Regions from separate parts of the Mus musculus genome. Here region 1 is linked to region 2. The links are chromatin loops, found by intact Hi-C in ENCODE. Cell type or tissue: left cerebral cortex. All regions are shown on one strand. Links, peaks and the distances in the headings refer to the core of each region. The heading gives the core; the rest is flanking DNA.

Region 1 (10,691 bases), core at 1,123-9,122, 88 kb before region 2:
GCAGAGATTGTATAGCTTGTTCATGTATATGTTAGTTTCATGGGGATAAAGAGTGTGTATGTGTGTGGTGTCTGGTGTGTGTGTGTGTGTGTGTGTGTGTGTGATGTGTGTGGTTCGTGTGCGTGTGTGTGTGTGTGTGTGTGTGTGTGTGTGTGTGTGATGTGTGTGGTGTGTGCATCTGTGTGTGTGTGGAATGTGCATATGTGTGTGTGTGTGTGTGTGTGATGTGTGTGGTGTGTGCATCTGTGTGTGTGTGGAATGTGCATGTATGTATGTCTGTGTGTGTTTGTGTAGGTGCAGATATCAGTGCTGGGGATTGAACTCAGGACTTTTTTTTTTTTTTTTTTTTTGTTAGGCAATTGCTTTACCACGGGGCTACAACCTAAGCCTAGAGAATTACTTTTTAAAATGCAGCTCAAATGAATGCTTTCACACCGATGGCTCTTTATTTATTGAGCAAAGTGTGAGACCCCCAGAGCCCCCTGCACTTGAGCTACGCCTCTCTTCTCTGAGTTCCTCACTGGGTATCTTTGATGTGGAGAATTTTCTTGTGCATTTTTAAGATCCTATGGTAGAGGCATTGTTAAATTATGAGACAGCTGCCTGATTGGACTCGTATTGGGCTTTAGACACAGCCAGCCGCTTCACTTCGTGCACATGTGCCATGAGCTTGGGTTTTATTATGAGGTAACCTGTTCTGTGGGCTTTCTGTCTGGTCGTCCTAACATTGGATAAATGATTGGCCTAGGTGACTTCTAAATGTCCTTCAACCTGGAGATTCTATTACCCTGAGCAAATTAAATTTCAGCAAGAACGTCCTGAGTGCCATCTTTATAGTGTATGTTATCTCTGAGGAAAAACTGTCTTTGTCTTCAAAGCCCAGGATTTTGCTGGTGAGCTATTAGCTTAGCATGCAGTGGAAAACGGCACAACAATCAGTATGTACCACGGATGCCTGAGCTAGGAAATGTGATGAGAGGGAGAATGTCTCAGAGTCTGTCTGTCTGTCTGTCTGCCTGTGCATGTGCCTCTTTGTGTGTCTCTCTCTGTGTATGGTGTATGTGTGTGTCTCTGTGTGTGGTATCTGTGTGTAGTGTGTATGTCTGGGTGTGTGTGTGACTTTATGTGTCTCTGTGTGTGTGTTATCTGTCTTTGTATGTGCCTCCATGTGTGTGTCTTTCTGTTTTTGTCTCTCTGTCTCTTTCTCTGTGTGGTGTGTGTGTGCGCATGTGTGTGTGTCTGTGTGTCTCTGTGTGTTGTCTGTTTGTCTGTGTATGTCTTTGTGTGTGTGTGTCTTGTGTGTGTGCACCCGTGCGTGCGTGCGTGCGTGCGCACGCATCAGTGAGAGAAAGTCAGAGAATCAGCACAGAGGCCGCACATTCGCAGAAAAGGAGCGCCAGGGAGGCACGGAGCCTGGCACGAATGGAAAGCTCTTTGGTCTTGTTTTGAACCGCCTGGCTGAGTTAACACACTGTAGTAGTTTCACCAACCATGGCATTTTGTTAGCAAGTTCAGCCTGGTGGCAGCATAGTCACCTAGATTTGGCAAGCTTGGATTAACCCAAGGTGTCGTGTTCAATCACTTCTTAATGTCACAGTAGAGGGAGACTTTTTTAATGGGAAAGTCCTCACCCAGACTCTGAGCCACATCTCTGTGCAGCAAACAAGGCGGAGCTGCTGTTTGGGCTCTGTGGTCTGGAGGCTGCTGCAGCCTCTCACTGTCTGAGTCTTGTTTGTGTTTAGCTTACAGGGTCACAGTGAGGCTAAGACTGTCTTGTTGGGTGTACACAGTATTCCCTGATGTCCTTTAAAGTTCTACCATGGTGTTGGAACAATTCAGAGCACACTAATTTTTGTTTCATATCTTCAAGTAATATCAAATATACTTTACCTAAAAAGTTTAAATTTTCTGAAAAATAAAAACATTGACTGTGATCTAAATGAGTTATAGAGAATTTCCAAGGCATGGTTTGTTCTTGAAGCAGATGTAAAGACTCCTCTACAAGTATGAAAACACAAATCCTGAGTGTGTGTGCTGTGCGTGTGACTGTCTGCAGGCAGAGAGCGATTTCAACACTGCCATCCTTCTGTCGAATGCACCAACAGACCTGAAAATGTGCCCGACATGTGGAGAGCTTTTTATATAAGTCTTCAAATTTTCTAAAAATCCACCTTTAAAAATGCTTACCGAGCATGCCAACGTCCTTGCTGGGTGTACTCCTTTTCTGTGCTGGTTTGTTTTTAAGCTGACTGAGAGTGATCATTTAAAAGCAGAGGGAAGTCCCAAGAGCAGAGAAGGGTCAGGAGACAGATCAATAGCTCTGCTTGGAGACAGAGTCGAATGTGTGTGTGTGAAATCTATTCCATAGCATAAGACTAGTTTTAAATTCTATCAAGTGAGAGTGACGGTACAGCTGTGCCCGCTGTCCTCTGCTGTGACAGATACTGGACCCGGAGCCCAGAGGAACTGAGTGCAGCGGTGCGGGCATTATCTGCCTGCCCTGTGATCACCCTGTATCGATCGCCATAGGACCGTGTCTGTAGCTAATTTCATATCTTTCTTGTTTTTTTTAAAGTCACCATCAGAATCACCAATACAAATATGATACTTTCTTTTAGAGTGAGGAATGACTGGGGTAGGGTGAGAATTGAACCAAGGAAAATTAAGTGTCTATAAAAAAAAGTTTCTTTGCTTTTCATCTCATTAATATGTATTTTATTCTTTTCAACAAAGGCAGTGTTTGGCCTGTGGGATGTGCACTGTGGTTTATACTGTTTTCATCCATTCTTTTAAAATTAATTTTATGTTTTTACATGCCTAAGCACACCACACATGAACTAGATGGTGGGATAAGGAGCCCTGGAGAGACTGGGGGTTCATGACAGGACAAAAGGCAGATCCAAGTATCACTTCATTCATGTGGCCGTGCAGGGAACTCGGCACACGGCAAACCCAAGTTTTGCCTTTTGGAACTGTTTGGATTTTTATTTTGTTTTATTTTTTATTTTTTGGTATCGTTGTTGTTTTTAACCTTTTATTGATTCTTTGTGAGTTTCACATCATGTACCCCGTCCTCTCGTATCTACCGTCTGCCCTCACAACACCCCCCCAAAATAAAAAACATAAGCAAATAAACAAAACAAAAATAAAAAGCCCAAATCATAGAAAGCATCTTGTTGCAGAAGCTCCAGTGTGCCCACAGTGTGTCCCTCGGCCCACACATCTCCACGCGTGAGTGTTCATTGCATTGAGTCATTGGTCCGATTCGAGATCTCTGGTTTCCGTGACACCATCAGTACTGGATCCTCACTGGGACTCCTGCCAGTTGCTGTTGCCCTGTGTCATGGAGATCCTGCGGTTTGATCAGCAGGACTGGCCAGCCCTTCCCTGTGCTCCAACAGTCCACAGATGATGTAGATGCTAGGGTGGGCCAACTCAAAGCCCCAGATCTGGGTCATCCATCCAGCTCTCCCTTACCTGTACCACCAGGGCGAGCTCTCCAGCACTGCTCTGGTTGGGTCACCCAATGCCTGAGTAGCAGGAGGCAGGGTCAGCTCTCCTGTTCTCCTGCCCTGGGGACCAGCTTACCCACACCCACGTCTCCAGGGCCAGCTGCACTGTGCTGCCCAGTCAAGGCACAGGGCCCACACTCCCAAGTATCCCAGCCAGTGAGGGGCTGGGCCAGCTCGTCCACCCTCACACACTGTGGGCTAGCTCACCCATGCCTTCCATCAGGGCCAGCTCCACTGTGTTGCCCAGGCAAGGTACAGTACCCCCTCTCCTGAGTGTGACAGCCAAGGATGGGGCAAGGCTAGCTTTCCTGATCTCAGCTGATGGGCGAGTTGGGGAGGGCATCACCCCTTACCCACTCCACCTCGTGAAAGATCGGTAGTGGGGTCAGCTCTCTGGTGCTCACACCCATGGGGCCAGCTCACCTGCACCTGCCCCCTACCAGGGCCACCCAGGTGAGGTGTAGGGCATCTTCTCCTGAGTGCTGCAGCTGGCAAGGGGCAGAGTGAGCTCATCCACTCTCATGACCCGGAGGCCACCTCTCCTGACTGCTGCGGGTGGTGAAGGACCAGGGAGGGCATCACCCCTGCACCCACACCACCTCCCAGCAGAGAAGTGGTGGAGTCAGCTCTCCCACAGTCATGCCCTGAGGACCAGCTTACCCATGCCCCTACTACAAGGGCCAGCTCCACTGTGCTGCCCAGGTGCTGCTGCCAGTGAGAGATCGGGCTAACTCTCCAGAGTCCCTCAGCCTGAAGGGCAGGGCCAGTTCTGCACAGCCCTTGAACATCTATATGGTCCCAGGCAGCTGCCCCAGACCAGGGACATCCCCATGGTCTCTGGTGGTAATAGGAACCATGGACATCGGCAGAGATGTCTGCCACTGCATGGCCACAGACCTGGACATGACCCTCATGGGCAGCATGGGCTGAGACTTCACCATGGACTCAGATGGTTACTGGCTACTCACAACAGACTATTCCATCCCTCCTTCACGTCTCCAGTTCCGTCTCTTTTCATAAGGCTCACACTGTTCCGTTTCTCTTTCTCTCCTGTCTGTCACCACACACTTGTACACTGTAGTGGCTCCCACTACAGGTGGGCCTCCGGGTGACCTCTGTCCACACTGCATGTCATGGCAGCAATGGGCCTCTAGGTGGCATGGTGGCAGGCAGGTCTGTGGGCATTCTCCTCCTGCACCGAGTGGCATGGCCCTGCGTGGTTTGGTGCCAGGCCAGGCCGGTCTCTGTGTCCTCTGCCCTGCCACTCTGTGGTTGGATGGTGGGTCTTTAACTGTCTTTTCTCACCAGCACCTCCAGACATGGCATGGCGGTTGGCAGATCTCTGGATGTGTTCTATTTATTTATTTGTATAGATGGCAGATCTCTGGATGTGTTCTATTTGTTTATTTGTATACATGTTTTGCCTACATGTGTGTAAGCTACCGTGTACCTTGTGCCTTCTCAGGACAGAAAAGGCATCAGATTCATTAGGACAGGAATCAGAGAGAGATGTGAATCACCGGGTGGTTGCTGGGAATTGAACTTAGGTCCTCTGGAAGAACAGCCAGTGCTCTCAACCACTGAGCCGTCTCTCCAGCCTCTGTAATTTATGTTTTATTAGAAGAAAAATGACTTTTCACAGTTGAGGCTGTTGCCTCTGTGGCCATTGTCATCTTCCCTTGGTTCGTTTTTGGCAGATAAAATAACACGAGAAGATATCGAAGGCATTCTGCAGAAGTTTACTGGGAATATAATGCAAGTACCCCCGCTGTAAGTTCAGTTATTGAATTTATGTTTAATTTTATCATCTGTTGGTTAACCCCGAATTAAAATAAAGTGGGCGCTCATTTGCTGGGTTTTAATCTGGTCATTGCATATAAGAAAAAAGAGCTAAGCCCATCCAGCCTGGGTGTAAAGCTTTGGTCCCAAGGAAAAGGTGTGTTTCAGTCTGTGCTGGATGGTAGCACGGCCTGGCCTCTGTACATCCTGCTTCACTGGCTTTTCAAGCTCTATCTATAGACGTCAGGGCAGTGCCAGAGTCCAGAGAATACAGCAGTCTGTTGCTATGCAGGAGCAACAGACTGGTGACTCAGGGTCTCAAGTGCTGCCTGTTTGGCCCCAGGATATCTTACTTTTTAAATAAATCTTTTTATAGATTTATTTATTTATTTTATGGTGAGTGCCCTATCTGCACATACACCTGCCACCAGAAGAGGGCATCAGATCCCAGGAGAGGTGGTTGTGAGCCACCCTGTGGTTGCTGGGAATTGAACTCAGGACCTCTGGAAGAATAGGTAGTGCTCTTAACCATCTCTCTTAGCCATCTCTCCAGCACTTTCCACAGATAGGTTACAGCTTTGTAAGGACGTGAGTGTAGATTACCTCACACCTGTCTCGCTCAGTGCGTTAGAGTATCTGTCTGTAACAAAATGCCGCAGACTAGGAAGCTGTTCCACATGGTTTTGGAGGCTATGTCCAGGGCAAGGCACTGACAGAGTGCTTTGCTGGTGTGTCATTGTGTGGCTGAGGGATGTCCACTGCCATGAGGGCTCTGTTTCTGACCTAGACACTCTCCAAAAAAACCTCTCCCTTTGACACCACCATCTTGGTGACTAGGAGGTGGAAGCACCACTCAGCCACGCCTGTGTGCACATTGCTGTTTGACACAAATGCGTGCGTGCCTACAGGACGCATCAGGATGTGTAACTGATGGTTCTTTTAGAATTTAGATTTCTTCAAGATTTTTCCTCAAATATAAAACGTGTACATTTTTTCAGTAAAATCTACATTAAATGTTTGAATCATTTGTTAAACTAAGTTAAGTATATGTTTCCCGTATATGAACTGCTTTAGCATTCTCTGTGGTTACCCACAAGTTGGTGGTGTTTACCGAGTGAGACATTTTTCAGGGAGAAGCTGTCCCTGAGATGGGGACTAGTGAAGGGAGCTGATGAGGTCATCCCCAGGAACATTAAAGAAAAAGATGGGTGCTGCTCACTGCCTACATCCGTCTCAGAGATGCTTGGGACTTCATCCCGAGATGGGTAGATCGTGAGGAAAGACTAGCTGAATTTCGGGAGTGCTCTCAGTGGGAGGAGCTGCTCATCGCCCTCCGATCCCTGGTGCCTCTGAGGGATGCCTCCCTCAGCCCCTCGCCGTCTCATTCTCATTCTCTCCTTATCGCACAAGCTATTCTGCGCTGAAGAAGGATGGGCAGAGACTCTCAACGCTAATGAAGAAAGGCAAGGTGGTGGAGGCCAGACCGGCCCGGCCCGTGACTGTCCACAGTATCTCCCTCCTGAAGTTCCAGCCTCCGTTCTTCACGCTGGGTAAGAGGTTTGACGGTCTACCCTGCCTGTGTCTTTGTTTTGTGTTTGGCTGATTTTACACAGTTGGAATGGATCTCTATAGTCTTGGATTTTTTTTGTTTGTTTGTTTGTTTGTTTTGTTTTGTTTTTTTCAAGACAGGGTTTCTCTGTATAGCCCTGGCTGTCCTGGAACTCACTTTGTAGACCAGGCTGGCCTCGAACTCAGAAATCCGCCTGCCTCTGCCTCCTGAGTGCTGGGATTAAAGGCATGTGCTATCATGCCCGGCGCTGGAATTTTTTTTGAATGTAAGAAAAGTTGTGGTTTGATTTCCTGAGGTACATGTAACTTCTTACAGGTTCAGGGTAACCCGAGTAGACCGATGCTCGTGTTTGACTATCATCTTACTGTAAACTTGGGATTGAATACTTAGGATCTCTTTAGAGAAATACGTCGAGGATGAGTGTTTTCAAGATTTTAGAGGCTGCCCTCCAGAGATGGCTCAGCAGTTAGGAGCACTAACTGCTCTTCCAAGGACCTGGGTTTGATTCCCAGCACCCTCATGGCGGTTCGCAGCCCTCCATGACTCCAGTCCCAGGGAATTCTATACCCTCTGACCTCTTTGGGAAGGAGATACACAGTCCTCAGACATATGCACAAATAAAGACCACAAATGTAACAATTAAAGTAAATAGAACTCTTACAAAATTACAGTTTTTATCTTACAGATACTTTTTCTTCCATTTTTTATACTTAATATATTTCATTTTAGAGTAAATATTGATCTTTTGAACGAAGCCCTTTTTGTTCATTGGGAATAAGAGGCTATAAAAGCAGACTGATTTCTGTTGGCCGGCCCCTCCGCTGTGAACTGCAAGTTAATTGATGTTAAAGTAGCTAAGACAAAAAGCATGGTTGGACACCTGGTTACAGTTTTAGCTAAGCCTCTCAATTGGAATATGTGATGCATACTTGAAGTCAAATAAAAAGCCAAAATACTTGTTTATACAGTTTTAAAGTTGTACAAGCCTATATAGTTTTTTGTCCTCGGGCTCCTGAAATTGATCCAGTGAATAATTTCACAGTAACGGTGAATAGAATCTCTTTCCCATGGGGTTTCCCAAAGCTATCCTTCCTCCACCATCACAGTGTCTCCTTGTGATACACAGTAAGTTCCTGCAGACGGTGATGCAGTCAAAACCGGGCTCAGTCTTATGTTTCCTGATTCTAAACGACTTGACAAACGAACAAAAACACAAACACCCCAGACCTACCAAGTGGTCCGTTCCATTCACTCCATGAAAACGCAGACTCCACTTTGGCAGAGCCAGTAAAACCTGGAGGATCAGGGTTTCCTGGCTGCCAGTCAGTCAGAGAAGTGCCTCACTGTATTGACCGGAGAGTGTGGAAGAGGGAGTGTACCTGGTTTCTTCTGCAAAGTCGGGTGTCATGCAGGAGTCACCCTCCACGGCACTGTGTGGCTTAGATTTATCTAATGCTTTGGTTATGTTTTTCTCAGAAGTATTTCCGAGGAAACGTGAGCACACAGGACTCTCGGTGTGTGCCTCCGAAGCATAGTTCTTCTCATGGGCAAAGGGAGTTTTGGTTGGTGCTTGGTTATATATGTATGTTTTTTCAAATGTTATAAAATCTGAAAATATTTAAGAAATCTACGGCTCGCAATAGAAAAGCTGAGATTTCTGACCATTTCAAGCACAGTAAATGAACAAAGTGTACAGATCTGAAGATATTCTTTTTAGCATCTCGAGCTCATGAGAGCAGAGCTGGGATTTCTATTTCAAACCTATTAAATGAACAAGGCTGAGGTATTAACGTGGTTCGGCTTGCCAGTTAATTTAAAATGTGTTCCTGACTTTCTGCCTACTCCACACTCAGACTTTTGGATCTCACAAACACATATGCTGCTGGATGAATAATTTATGGCTCAGCATATAAATATTTTATGGCTCAATTGTTTGCATAGCCATTTTTACATGTGTTGAAGAGCGTGGTTTCTATGTAAAGTGGAGCTCTCCGGAGGCCAGCCTCTCACCACAGCACTGCTGACCTTCCAGATGTTGAATGCGGAGGAGGCTTTTACATCCGGAGCCTGGTCAGTGACATCGGCAAAGGTAAGCAGAGAATGAGTTATGAACCATCGTTTAGACGGTCATGCTCCTTTCTGACGGGAGAGGCAAATTTCTGTTTTTCATTTTCCCGAGGACTGGCGGAGGGACTGAGCTGCTGCTTTGAGCTCAGATGCTTGTGGGTTTATAGTGTGCACTTCTGAGTCCCAGTGGCTGCCGGGAGGTGCTGGTAATGGAAGAGGGAGCACGGATGGGGCAGAAGATGAACACAGCGAGAGTGGGTGGGAAGCCTACATCTTTCCAAGTAAAAAGCATTTTAACTCAAAGTAGAGGTCAGAAGAACAAAGAGTTATCCTTGTAAAAATTATTTACATTGATACAAATCATTTAAAAACAAAAAACAAAAACTGGAAGCCATAATCTTACAAACCCAGAAAGTGCCTTCTCTGCCTCTGCTGTCCCCTGATCACATGAGTGGACAGGTCACATTATCCTATTTGCAAGGTAGTGGGAATATTTATGTCCCGGGCTTGCTTCAAATGCCAAGAAAGGAAAACAGGTATAAATTTACATCCCTAAATCATCTTTCCTGCTGAAGCAGTGACTTACCTCAGGCTCTGGGCTCTGGTGCTGGGCTGGCACCCTGGGAGGTCAGAAGTTCTGTTGACTGGAAGACTGTGGATTGTGAACGCCACGCGGCTCATCTTGCGTTTTTCCTTTTGGGTACCGTAGAGCTCTCTTCCTGTGCCAGCGTGCTGGAGCTGACCCGCACCAAACAGGGGCCCTTCACACTTGCACAGCACGCCCTCCCCGAAGACAGGTGGACCATCGATGACATCGAACAGTCCCTCGAGCGCTGCACGTCTCTTCTGCCGGAGGAGCTGACATTTAAAAAACTAAAATCTGACAACTCCAGTGACCAGGTTATAAGCTGTGGATATATAACTCTCAGGGACACAAAGAGAGAAGATGACGCAGTTAAGACACTGTGAGGCCGGCCTGGGAGGATCATTTCCTGGTTGGTGTCTGTCCCGACCAGGAATGCCCATACACCTCTTGAGTTCTTTGCAAGATGTCTTAATGTCTCTGAATGATGGATCTGATTGGATTCAGATAAATAAGTTTTCTGAATTTGATCTTCCCTTAGTCTTTTTCCTATGAAAAAGTTAAACAATATTCTAATGACAGAATCCTGAAGTCTGAGCTGCAGGTTCCACTGGTCTCACAGAAGTGTCAAACTTGCTTTGCTTAGACTCGGGGAGGGGGCGTTCGTTGTTTTGAAATTCTCTGAATACATTTGAAGTGTTCAGTGTCGAGCTGTCCTGTGTGTTTGCAGAGCCTATGGCTGCTGGAAGGTGCTGGTGGGCTGTACTCAGCTGTGACTGTGTTTCTTAAATCCCGGGAATCAATACGTTGTCCTAATACATATCTGTAAATGCACAAACTCCTGCTTTGGCCACTGACAGAATGTAAATAGCGTGAGACGTGATTCATTTCAGATCCTGTATTCAGCAGAGCTCAGCTCCTGTAGCCGTGGACTGTGGCAGCTATTTCTGTGGTCAACCACATGGTATCAAAGTACCAAAAATGTGATTTTCTAGAATATAAACTAAAGAATGTATCTTGAATTAAAATGCTCTCCTGCCTGTTCGTTAGCGCCTCTCTGTGACTGCGGAACCCTGGTCCAGTGACATGGTTTCTGTAGTTATGAAGAATATGATCACATTTTCAAACAGCAGATTTTATGAGTGCTTCATTGTTTTGTTATAGTAATATCTATTCTTTT
Region 2 (10,691 bases), core at 1,579-9,578:
GCTCTAAAAACTGAGCATAGATTGGCTCCTGTGGGAAGGCTGAACATTGCTGTTTCAGAGCTAGGCCCAAACATGAGCATCAGGTGGCTCACAGCCTATTACTTCAGTCCTAGAGAATCAAGGAGAGCAACCACACTCAAACTCACATACTCACACATAGACATACATGTAATTACAATTAGATAATTTTTTTAAAAAATAAAAAGGTGTCTTAGTCAGGGTTTCTATTCCTGCACAAACATCATGACCAAGAAGCAAGTTGGGGAGGAAAGGGTTTATTCAGCTTACACTTCCACATAACTGTTCATCACCAAAGGAAGTCAGGACTGGAACTCAAGCAGGTCAGGAAGCAGGAGCTGATGAAGAGGCCATGGGGGGATGTTCTTTACTGGCTTGCCTCCCTTGGCTTGCTCAGCCTGCTCTCTTATAAAACCCAAGACTGCCAGCCCAGAGATGGCACCACCCACAAAGGGACCTCCCTCCTTGATCACTAATTGAGAAAATGCCTTACAGCTGGATCTCATGGAGGCATTTCCCCAACTGAAGCTGTGATAACTCCAGCCTGTGTCAAGTTGATACAAAACCAGCCAGTACAATTGACCCCTTCTCAACTTGACACACAAACACTTCACTAGTAAACCTCAACCCTTACTTTCTTATTCATCCCCAAGATCTAAACAACTTTAAAAGTCCCACAGTCTTTGCAAATTCTTAAAATTCCAATCTCTCTTAAAATCCAAAGTCTTTACAATTAAAAGTCTCTTAACTGTGGGTTCCACTAAAATACTTCCTTCAAGAGGGAAAAGCATCACAGGGCACAGTCACAATGAAAAACAAAATCAAACTCCAACTGTCCAATGTCTGGGATCCATTCACAATCTTCTGGGCTCCTCCAAGGGCTTGGGTCACTTCTTCAGCCCTGTCCTTTGTAGCACACAGTTTTTCCTCTAGGCTCCAGATGCCTGTACTCCACTGCTGCTGCTGTTCTTGGTGGTCATTCATGGTCCTGGCATCTCTAAAACCCTGCATGACCCAGGGCCATCAATTGCAACTGAGGCTGCACCTTCACCTATGGCCTTCCATGGCCTCTCACATTGCTGAGCCTCAGCTGCTCTGCGTGATCTCTTCATGCCTTCAAAACCAGTACCACCTGGGTGACCCTTACACATTACCAAGTCCCAGTGCAGCAGGAGTACAACCTTGGCTATCTCTGGAACACAGCCTCTTTGTGCTTTCAGAAAACACTTCCCAGATGTCACCTCAACGATGCTGGTCTCTTCTTAATCACTGCTAATTTCTTAGCTCCAGCTAACCAGCATCAATAGTCCCAGCAATGCAAAGTTTTCACTTTAGTAGTTCTGGTATCTTGTTAATCCCAGCTGATCCTTCAGCCCCCTCTAACCAGAACCACAGGATCTTCACAATCAAAATAGCAATGGCCCTGAAAAGAGTCTTTAATCTTCCCTCTGAAATTTCACAAGCCAGGCCTTCATCTTCTGCACTGTTTTCAACATTATCTTCCCAGCTCCTATACAACATCCCACAGAGCTTGTAATGCTGATCTTTTAGCCCAAAGTTCCAAAGTCCTTCCACAGTCCTCTCCAAAACATTGTCAGGTTGTCACAGGAATACTCCACTATGGTGGTACCAATTTGTCTTAGTCAGGGTTTCTATTCCTGCACAAACATCATGACCAAGAAGCAAGTTGGGGAGGAAAGGGTTTATTCGGCTTACACTTCCACATTGCTGTTCATCACTGAAAGAAGTCAGGACTGGAACTCAAGAAGGTCAGGAAGCAGGAGCTGATACAGAGGCCATGGAGGGATGTTCTTTACTGACTTGCCTCCCCTGGCTTGCTCAGCCTGCTCTCTTATAGAACCAAGAGTACCAGCCCAGAGATGGCACCACCCACAAGGGGCCCTCCCCCCTTGATCACTAATTGAGAAAATGCCTTATAGCTGGATCTCCTGGAGGCATTTCCCCAACTGAAGCTCCTTTCTCTGTGATAACTCCAGCTGTGTCAGGTTGACACAAAACTAGCCAGTGCAAAAGATAAACCTTAAAAATGATGATCAGCTGTCAGGAAACACTGCTACTTTCTTTTTCAAATTCCTCAAAAACTTTTATATAATTATGTCTGCATGGATTGGACATTCTTCTTTTTGCCTCCCTTATGGAAAATCTGAAGCTAGAAGTAATGTCTATTTTAACTACATGGAGATTCAGAAGGGTGCTATGTTCCTAACCACACACAAATTCATATAGTCTTGCAGTTACTTTGTTTTACAGAGAATCCATTTTCGTGTAAAGTGACTTGTTAGTCACAGTTTCCTTGTCTTCGTGTTGTCAAGGGAAACATTGTAGACATTTGAAAGAAGGCTGTAGGCGATGCTTTCATCCTTGAATCTTTGGAGCATTATAAAAACAAAAGATTACTGAACCTGGAAGGAACCAATCATGAAGTCATTTCAGCTGAGCATTGAGAAAGATTTCCTTTTGGATCATTAAGTTATAGAATAGGAAGACTGCATTCTGGGAGCTGGAGAAAGGTGGGTAATATCTAAACCAAACCAATAACATTTTTACAGTTCCCGTATATCGACAGCAGTTGAATTTAATAGACGTTTCTCATATTCCAAATGCAAAGCATTTTAGACTATGCACCAGGCATTTAAGAAGAAAGCACATAGAATCGATCAAAAATTTAAAACTGCAGTACATTTTTATTTGTTCTTCTTATTCATGAGTACTAGTACTTTTGGGCTAGGGAGTGCTGAAGGTTGAACCAAGGGTCCTGTGCACACCAAGCATATGCTCTACCATTAAACTACACCCTGAAAATCAAGTAAAAAAGGGAAATGTTCACAAAGTGGAATCAATCTACTTCTCCCCTCTCCTGCTCCCTCCCTGAGGCCTTCTCCTATAACTAAGGTCTCTGTGAAGAGGGATGTGGGGCGACCCAGCCAAGCTCAGACCAAAGGCAGCGACTGTTCAACTGTCCCCTTCTCAACCCTTGACTTTGGGCATCCTTTTCATTCTCAGCTCCATCTCTGACTTATCAGACTAGATGACACGGGCCAGCCTTCTAATCCTACGAGATCCCACCCTCCTACCTTCCTGTGGTAAGTGTGGCATCTTCAGAACCAGCCCCTGTACCACTTTCTGGTTTCAGCCCATGAAGGAAAGCACTTTTCTCCTGCCAGCATAGATAAGACAGAAACATACCTAGCTGCTCATAGAGATTTGAGTGATTTTTTTTCTTTCCTAAGCACAACAGGTAAAATTTTGACTAGCCTGCGTTTTTATTTAAAACGACAGAACAATCATTCTAGTCTCTGTAACTGCCATCTTTATGACCACAAGATGTTGTCTAATTGACACATTAAAAATGTACTTGGCCACCTGCCCTGGTGGTGGACACCTGCTCTACGTTTTTGCTTTTAGGGAAATGCCATTTTCTCCTCTGCACTCGTCTGCACAGGCCACTGAGCACAGCATTTTCCATCCCAGTTTTGAGTTACTCAGGGGTTAGAGAGACTCTTTCCATGCAGTTATGAGCAATCACTAGATAATAGGGCCTTGGGCACCATATCCCATTGCTCAAGTGTGGGTAGGAAGAGGGTATGTGCATTAGTCTTCTTGTTGCTGTGGCTAAATGTAGGACAGACAGCAACGTAAGGATACAGTTCATGACGGGGCGGGGTGTGTGAGTGGTGGTAGCAGGAACGTCACATAGCATCTGCCGTCAGCACAGAGCCCAGAGGACATAGGCCAGGCCCCAAGGCTTCCGGGCCTACCTCCAGAGCTCCTTCAAAGAAGCTTGCCTCTCTGAGCCCCAAAGGCTGTGCCCCCAAATGGGGCCAAACATGAGACTGAGGAAGTATCTTATATTCTCTCTACAGTGGCCCATTTTAAGACCTGAACTTGAAGGTTCATGAGACCTCAATGCCAAGGACCTTGAAACTGGATAGACCTTCACTCTAACCTTTCTTTGTGTCCTTCAGTCCAGGAACTACTCCCTGCTATTTTCCTTGACTGAATATACTTGGGCTCATTTGTTTTCTCTGCCACCAAGAACATCTATAAACGGTAGACAAATTGCTAAGAATTATGCTTGTCTATATTATTTTGAATACTCCTGTGACAGAGTATGGTTTCTTAGATATTTTACATAATTTCCCACCAGTGGAATTACTAAATCAAATAGTATCACCATTTCTCTGATTCTTAATATAAATTTCCCAAATGCTTCCTAAGAGGATTATACCAATTTACATTTTATATTATATGTTGCTGAAACGTTACCAAAAATTAGATTCTGTTCAAGAGGGCTTTATATCGGATGAGACATCTCAAGTATTTAAAAGGGGGAACACAGAGTATTTTCAGTTCAAGGTTAAAATGATTTCATTGCATTGTTTATGTGATCTTGTAGAGTTATGGATGAGCTGATTGTGCATTGAACCTAAGTTGGTAAATAGATTGCTTTCTCAGGTCACTTATATCCATGCTGAAAGCTGAACCTTGGCTCTCACCAACTGGTTAACTTGCCCTTGTTACTCAGTGAAGTCACACAGACGATCCTAGGGTTACCTTCCAGCTCAGGAGAGGAGAGCTGACAACTCTGCATCTTTCCGAGCAGAGGAAAGGCTGCACAGGGGCTCAAAGCCTGCATGCCTCTCGCGCCTACCTCAGAGAACGGAATCACCACTGTCTGTTCCTTTAGAACCCCGGGTGGGGTGGAAACTCAGGTGGGAGCCTTAGCTTCACCCATATAGAAACCTTATATGGTTCTATAAGGTGAGGAGTTTAAACTTTCTGAATCTTTCATTTCTGATCTATAAAACTATAGTAATAACAACTGCATTACCACTAATAGGACCTTGCAGAGCACATAGTGATTGCAAATGTGTGAAGTATGCTGTTTAAAGTAGCAAGTACCATTCACGAATATTTCTGCTTGTTTTAAAGTTCGTGAGACACTGGGACTGGAATACCACTTTTCCTTTACCCCTGAGTTCTGAAGCCATCGGGATTCTTTCAGGAGTTCCGTGGAGGAGGGCGGAGCTTCCAGAGACACCGAAGAACATGGCTTTGTTGTGTGGCCCCCAATGGGCTTCCTGCTCTTCATGACCAAACAAGAGGACAGAGTCACCACTCTGTCATAAGCAGAGCTGAACACATAATGTCTCTCTCACCAGAACTTTTACAGCCTGGCGGTAGCTAAGGTTGGATAAAGACAGACTACTTCAAAGAACCAAGCACAGAAGTCAGTGGGACACACTGAGTCAGGCCCTTCTTGCTAAGAGATGATCATATGATGATCTGGGTAAAGCCAGGACCAGTGATATGAAAGGAGACAAGTAGGTTTAGCTTCCTGGAATCCTTCATGGGCTTTTAAGTTGTGGGAGAATAGGGCTCCTTTCCTAATAGTGCAGTCACTGAGTCATTTAGTAATAAGAAAACTCTTAGAAAGATTGTGGGTATTCTAAGTTTCTGGGCTAATATCCACTTATCAGTGAGTGCATATCATGTGTGTTCTTTTGTGATTGGGTTACCTCACTCAGGATGGTATCCTCCAGATCCATCCATTTGCCTAAGAATTTCATAAACTCATTGTTTTTAATAGCTGAGTAGCACTCCATTGTGTAAATGTACCACATTTTCTGTATCCATTCCTCTGTTGAGGGACATCTGGGTTTTTTTCCAGCTTCTGGCTATTATAAGTAAGACTGCTATGAACATAGTGGAGCATGTGTCCTTATTATAGTTGGAACATATGCTGGGTATATGCCCAGGAGAGGTATTGCAGGATCTTCTGGTAGTACTATGTCCAATTTTCTGAGGAACCACCAGACTTATTTCCAGAGTGGTTGTACAAGCTTGCAATCCCACCAGCAGTGGAGGAGTGTTCCTCTTTCTCCACATCCTCGCCAGCATCTGCTGTCACCTGAATTTTTGATTTTAGCCATTTTGACTGATATAAGGTAGAATCTCAGGGTTATTTTGATTTGCATTTCCCTGATGATTAAGGATGTTGAACATTTTTTTCAGGTGCTTCTCGGCCATTCAGTATTCCTCAATTGAGAGTTCTTTGTTTAGCTCTGTACCCCATTTTTTAAAATTTTTTAAATTTCTAAATGATTTTTCTGGATTGCAAAACACATGAAACTCAAGAAGAAGGAAGACCAAAGTATGGATACTTAAGTTCCTTCTTAGAATGGGGAACAAAATACCCATGGACGGAGTTACAGAGACAAAGTTCGGAGCTGAGACAGAAGAAAGGACCATCCAGAGACTGCCCCACCCGGGGACCCATCCCATAAACAACCACCAAACCCAGACACTATTGCATATGCCAAGAAGATTTTGCTGACAGGACCTTGTGAGGCTATGCCAGTGCCTGGCAAATACAGAAGTGGATGCTCACAGTCATCTATAGGATGAAACACAGGGCCCCCAATGAAGGAGGTAGAGAAAGTACCCAAGGAGCTAAAAGGGTCTGCAACCCGAACCAGTACCCTCCAGAGCTTGTGTTTCTAGTTGCATATGTAGCAGATGGCCTAGTAGGCCATCAATGGGAGGAGAGGCCCTTGGTCTTGCAAAGATTATATGCCCTAGTACAGGGGAATGCCAGGGCCAGGAAGCAGGAGTGGGTGGGTTGGGGAGCAGGGCAGGGCGAGGGTATAGGGGGCTTTGGGGATAGCGTTTGAAATGCAAATGAAGAAAATATCTAATTAAAAAAAAAGAAAGATTTCGGGGAGACTTTTGTCAACTTTTCTGCCGCCTACTCGGCCGAGCTGAAGCAGCCATCTGTGACTGCTGCATATGATGCTGTCATTTCTGCACCCACTCCTTAACTCCCATCCTGTGGCCAGAAGACTTTTAAAAATATTATTTAAAAAATTTGAAATATATTTCCTCTTCCATAAAACACAGCACAGTGTCCAAACCCTGTAAATGCAGGCTTGTTTTCTCACCACCTCCTGGCAATGTTTCAGGTTTGCTTTCCTCTGTGGGGTCTCTTCCAGGCGAGAGCGAGAGTGTACATTGTCCTTGTTTGAACAGCATATCCTGGTGGAAGGGCATCAGGAGACAGGAGCTAATTGGAACTTTGTGATTAGCTGTCATGGATGCATGGGCGTGTCGATACTGCTCAATAAAACCAGAACGTCAAGTGTTTCCTCCTGCATACTGATTGCCGAACCGATGTCCCAGCACAGAAAAGCTTACAGACAGATGGTTTCAGAGAGATGCTCTTGGCTCATAAGTAGTTAAAAATCCCTAGCCGCTCCCTCTCTGACGGTTTTGGAGAACTCCTCATTATGGCTGACATGACAGCCATAATAATAGTTTTGCCCTCCAGGATACACAAGCACCTCCCGGTCTCCTCAGTCCCTGCATCAATTACCACTGATCAGTCATCTCTTCCCTGACTCTCAGAGCAATAAGTACAAACTCTCTCTGGTTAGAGGATGTGGGAACTCTACATCCCTGTCCTTGCCCCTTTTACTCCACTGTCCAGGCAAGCCCAGGCCTGATTCTTCACATGCATCATCACGGTGAGCAACAAGGAGGTTATTTGGGGTCACTCTGCCTCCTTCCTTCTCAAACTCTGTTGTTTAACTCTTTTTTTTTAAAAAAAAGAACATTTTGTTTCATTTTGTGATAGGTGTGGTGTAGTGTGTGTGTGTTGTCTATGTGTCTGTGTGGTGTGCTCTGTGTGTGTGTGTAGTGTGTGCATGTGTGTATAGTGTGTGAGTATGTATGTGGTGTGGTGTGTTGTGTGAGTGGTATGTGAATGTGTGTGAGTCTGTGTGAGTGTGTGGTATGTGTGTATAGTGTGTGTGTATGGTGTATGTGTATATGAGTCTGTGTGAGTGTGTGGTGTGTGTGGTATGTGGTGTGTGTGTGGCATGTGTGTGTGAGTGTGTGTCTGTGTGGTGTGATATGTGGTGTGGTCTGTGTGTGTGTGTAGTATGTGCATGTTTGTATAGTGTGTGTATGTGGTGTGGTGTGTGAGTGGTATGTGAATGTGTGTATGAGTCTGTGTGTGGTGTGTGTGTATATGGTGTGTGTGTCTGTGTGTGTGTGGTATGTGGTGTGTATGTGTGTGTGTGTGTGTGTGTGTGTGCATGTATGTATAGTATGTGAATGTTTATGTGGTGTGGTATATGAGTGTGTGTATGTGAGTCTGTGTGACTGTGGGGAGTGTGTGTGTGTGTGTGTGTGTGTGTGTGGTATATGGTATATGTATGTGTGCATGTGTGTGTGGTGTGGTGTGTGTGGGCATGTGTGTGTGATTGTGTGTGCATGTGTGTGTGGTATGTGAGTGTATGTGTGTGAATGTGTGTATGCGTATGGTGTGTGTGTGTGCATACATGTGTGTGTACATGAGGACACTTGTAGGAGAAGAGGCTGTGGGGTCCCCTGAAGCTAGAGTTATGAGAGTTTATGAAGTGCCCTGTGGATGCTAAGAACCAAATACGAGACCTCTGCAAGTGCTCTGAACCATTCAGCCATCTCTCCAGTGCCCACTGTTCAATTTATCCAGTCTAGGTCATTGCCTCTTTTTTTTCCCCAGTAAGTACTTATTTTGGCCAACATTGACTGAAGTCTCCTTGCAACCAAGAACTAATAAAGCGCCAGCTTGCACTGCTGTATGCTGCTTTCAAACTTGTGGAGCTGTGTGGTCTACTCCACCTACAGTTCTTGGTATCGGCTGTCTTTATTTGGGTAACTTCTGTTTGTGTGCATGCCTCATCTCCCCAAATAGAGTGTAGTTTTCTTCAGGCTGTCGGCCATATTCTACCCATCTGTAGGCCCCATGCAGCACCTATCAGTGCCTTTCGCAAAGGAGGTCCACGGCAGACATTTCTTGATTGATTATTCCATTTTCTCTTTTTCACCCCCAACTGTTGCCATCATTTGGAAGAACATCTCCATGGAGGCGCTTACCATCACCTACTGCTGTGCTTCTCTGCTCGGACCAGTACAAAGAGAACCCAGAGAGGCACACTAAAGCCTTTGTTGGTATCAAGGTCTTAGCCTCTAACACCTCATGGCTGTGGGGTCTATGGCTCCATCATTTTCTGTTCCGTGTGCCTACCCTTGCCTTCCTGCAGTGTTAATGGTGCTAGTGGGTCTTAGGAGGGCTGGGGATGGGGCTGAGCTTACTGGGGCAAGGGCTGGTAGTATGAAGTGTTGAGAGCAGTGTCCCTTGAGGTCTTCCTACAGTTTGTAAGAGCTTCCATAAACCAGCTCAGGAGGGCAGGAGATAAAGCGAATGAGTGGTGTCTGGAGCTCAGTACCTTTGCTAGCTTATGAGCTGTTTGTTGTTGAGGCAACAAGTCCCTGAGAAAAAGCTTGCAGGAGGCTGCTCCTGCCGAGACTCCTTGCACGGTTCTCTCCCTTCCCGCTGCTCAGTGCTTGTGGTGGCTGCCTTGTCCCAGACCTCTGGAATCAAGGCTTCTGGCTTTGTGTTTGCTTTGATCCTGAAAAGCAATGTCTTCAGATTACCCTGGACCGGATACATTGTAGCCACTGAGTCAGGCTCCCAGAGTTCGTCATCTGAGCGCAGGCCAAACACTCAGAAAGCAAGTGACCCAATTCAGAATAGGCTCTCTAGAAACGGATATGTGGCTAGGTGTTTACATTTTGGAACTAAAGTTACTTCCACACTGCAGTGAGGCCTCCTGAAGGTGGGGTGGGGTGGAGAGCTGTATTTTGGACAGTCTGCATATCCTCCTAAAGGTCTGAGAAGGTGTTTTATGACACTGTCCCGTCCATGGAGTTCATTTGTTAAGTATGGCTGAATATGGCCAGTCTCTCCCCCCTCCCCCATCTGATCTTGAGCAGATCAGACTTCATTCATTTATGAATTACCCACTTTCTGATACTCAAGTCATGGCATCAGCAACAGCCTGAGAGATATACTCATGTGTGATACAGTCTCAGAAGAGGAAGCCACCACTTCTGTGTGGCCAGCCTCCCCTCTGAAATGACCCTCTTGGCTTTCTATGTGGATGCCCTCAGGAATGCAAGTACCTGAATCCCCAAACCACCTCCTGAAGTACTAAGCATTCTGTCAGTTCAGCAAGCCCCCACCCCCGGGAGCCCCAGTTCCTGTGGTGAACTATGAGAGAGAAATGAGAAGGGTCAGCTTTTCAGATAAACTTTGCCTCTTTGTTTTGCTTTTTAAACAAGCCCATAGTTTCACTGCATAGTTGCTTTGAATCCACTGATAATTTGGGCAATTTCCCTGTAAGTCATTCACAAATAGTTCCCTCTGATGTTGCCCTCAGCTATGCGGCCACGTATCTGTCTATTACTGAGAGCTGTGCTTCTTGAGTATAAATGTTTTATGTGCATTAAGGCTCTTGGCTTACATATCAAGGGGCATTGGACAACGAGATACAGAAGCCTTTGCCTGACGACTCGTGTGTAAAGAATTCACTGGGTTGGGTGAAATACACTGATCTGTCCATTTCCGTGCTCACTTCCAGCAAGGAAGTCACTATCAGCCAAGGAACCGAAAGGTACTGTCTATGCAATTAAAAGAACAGGTTGGCTTTGCTCAATACAGAAACAAAGAAACCATGCAAGAGACACAGTGTTTCTTTAATTAGGAGACTGAGATTCTATTGAAGACACTTTATGATTATTATTTTTTTTTCTTTATGGTGGCAGCT

The links. Peaks named below come from ENCODE experiments on the same cell type or tissue, not always from the same donor. Only the 100,000 strongest peaks of a DNase experiment are listed, where the experiment ranks them.
Region 1: a loop joins it to region 2, with 2.5 times the contacts of the local background. A loop is called at or near these places in 4 of 42 quality-filtered maps.

What each region holds. Positions count from the first base shown.
Region 1 is chr19:57,478,372-57,489,062 of GRCm38, forward strand. Trub1 (TruB pseudouridine (psi) synthase family member 1) reads left to right here. Exons shown (of 8, transcript NM_028115.3): 5 at 5,210-5,282; 6 at 6,702-6,841; 7 at 8,894-8,950; 8 at 9,638-10,691. The coding sequence ends at 9,897. Among named protein-coding and RNA genes, the nearest start is that of 6720468P15Rik, 25 kb to the right of the region's middle. In left cerebral cortex, for the core only: CTCF peaks have their summits at 4,652 (motif pointing right) and 5,726 (motif pointing right); DNase peaks (open chromatin) are centred at 2,104, 4,657, 8,179, 8,824 and 1 more place; H3K4me3 peaks cover 196 bases; H3K27ac peaks cover 1,852 bases.
Region 2 is chr19:57,565,740-57,576,430 of GRCm38, forward strand. No RefSeq gene overlaps it. Among named protein-coding and RNA genes, the nearest start is that of Atrnl1, 40 kb to the right of the region's middle. In left cerebral cortex, for the core only: no CTCF peak of the experiment used is centred there; DNase peaks (open chromatin) are centred at 2,305, 5,777, 6,852, 7,095 and 3 more places; H3K27ac peaks cover 2,888 bases.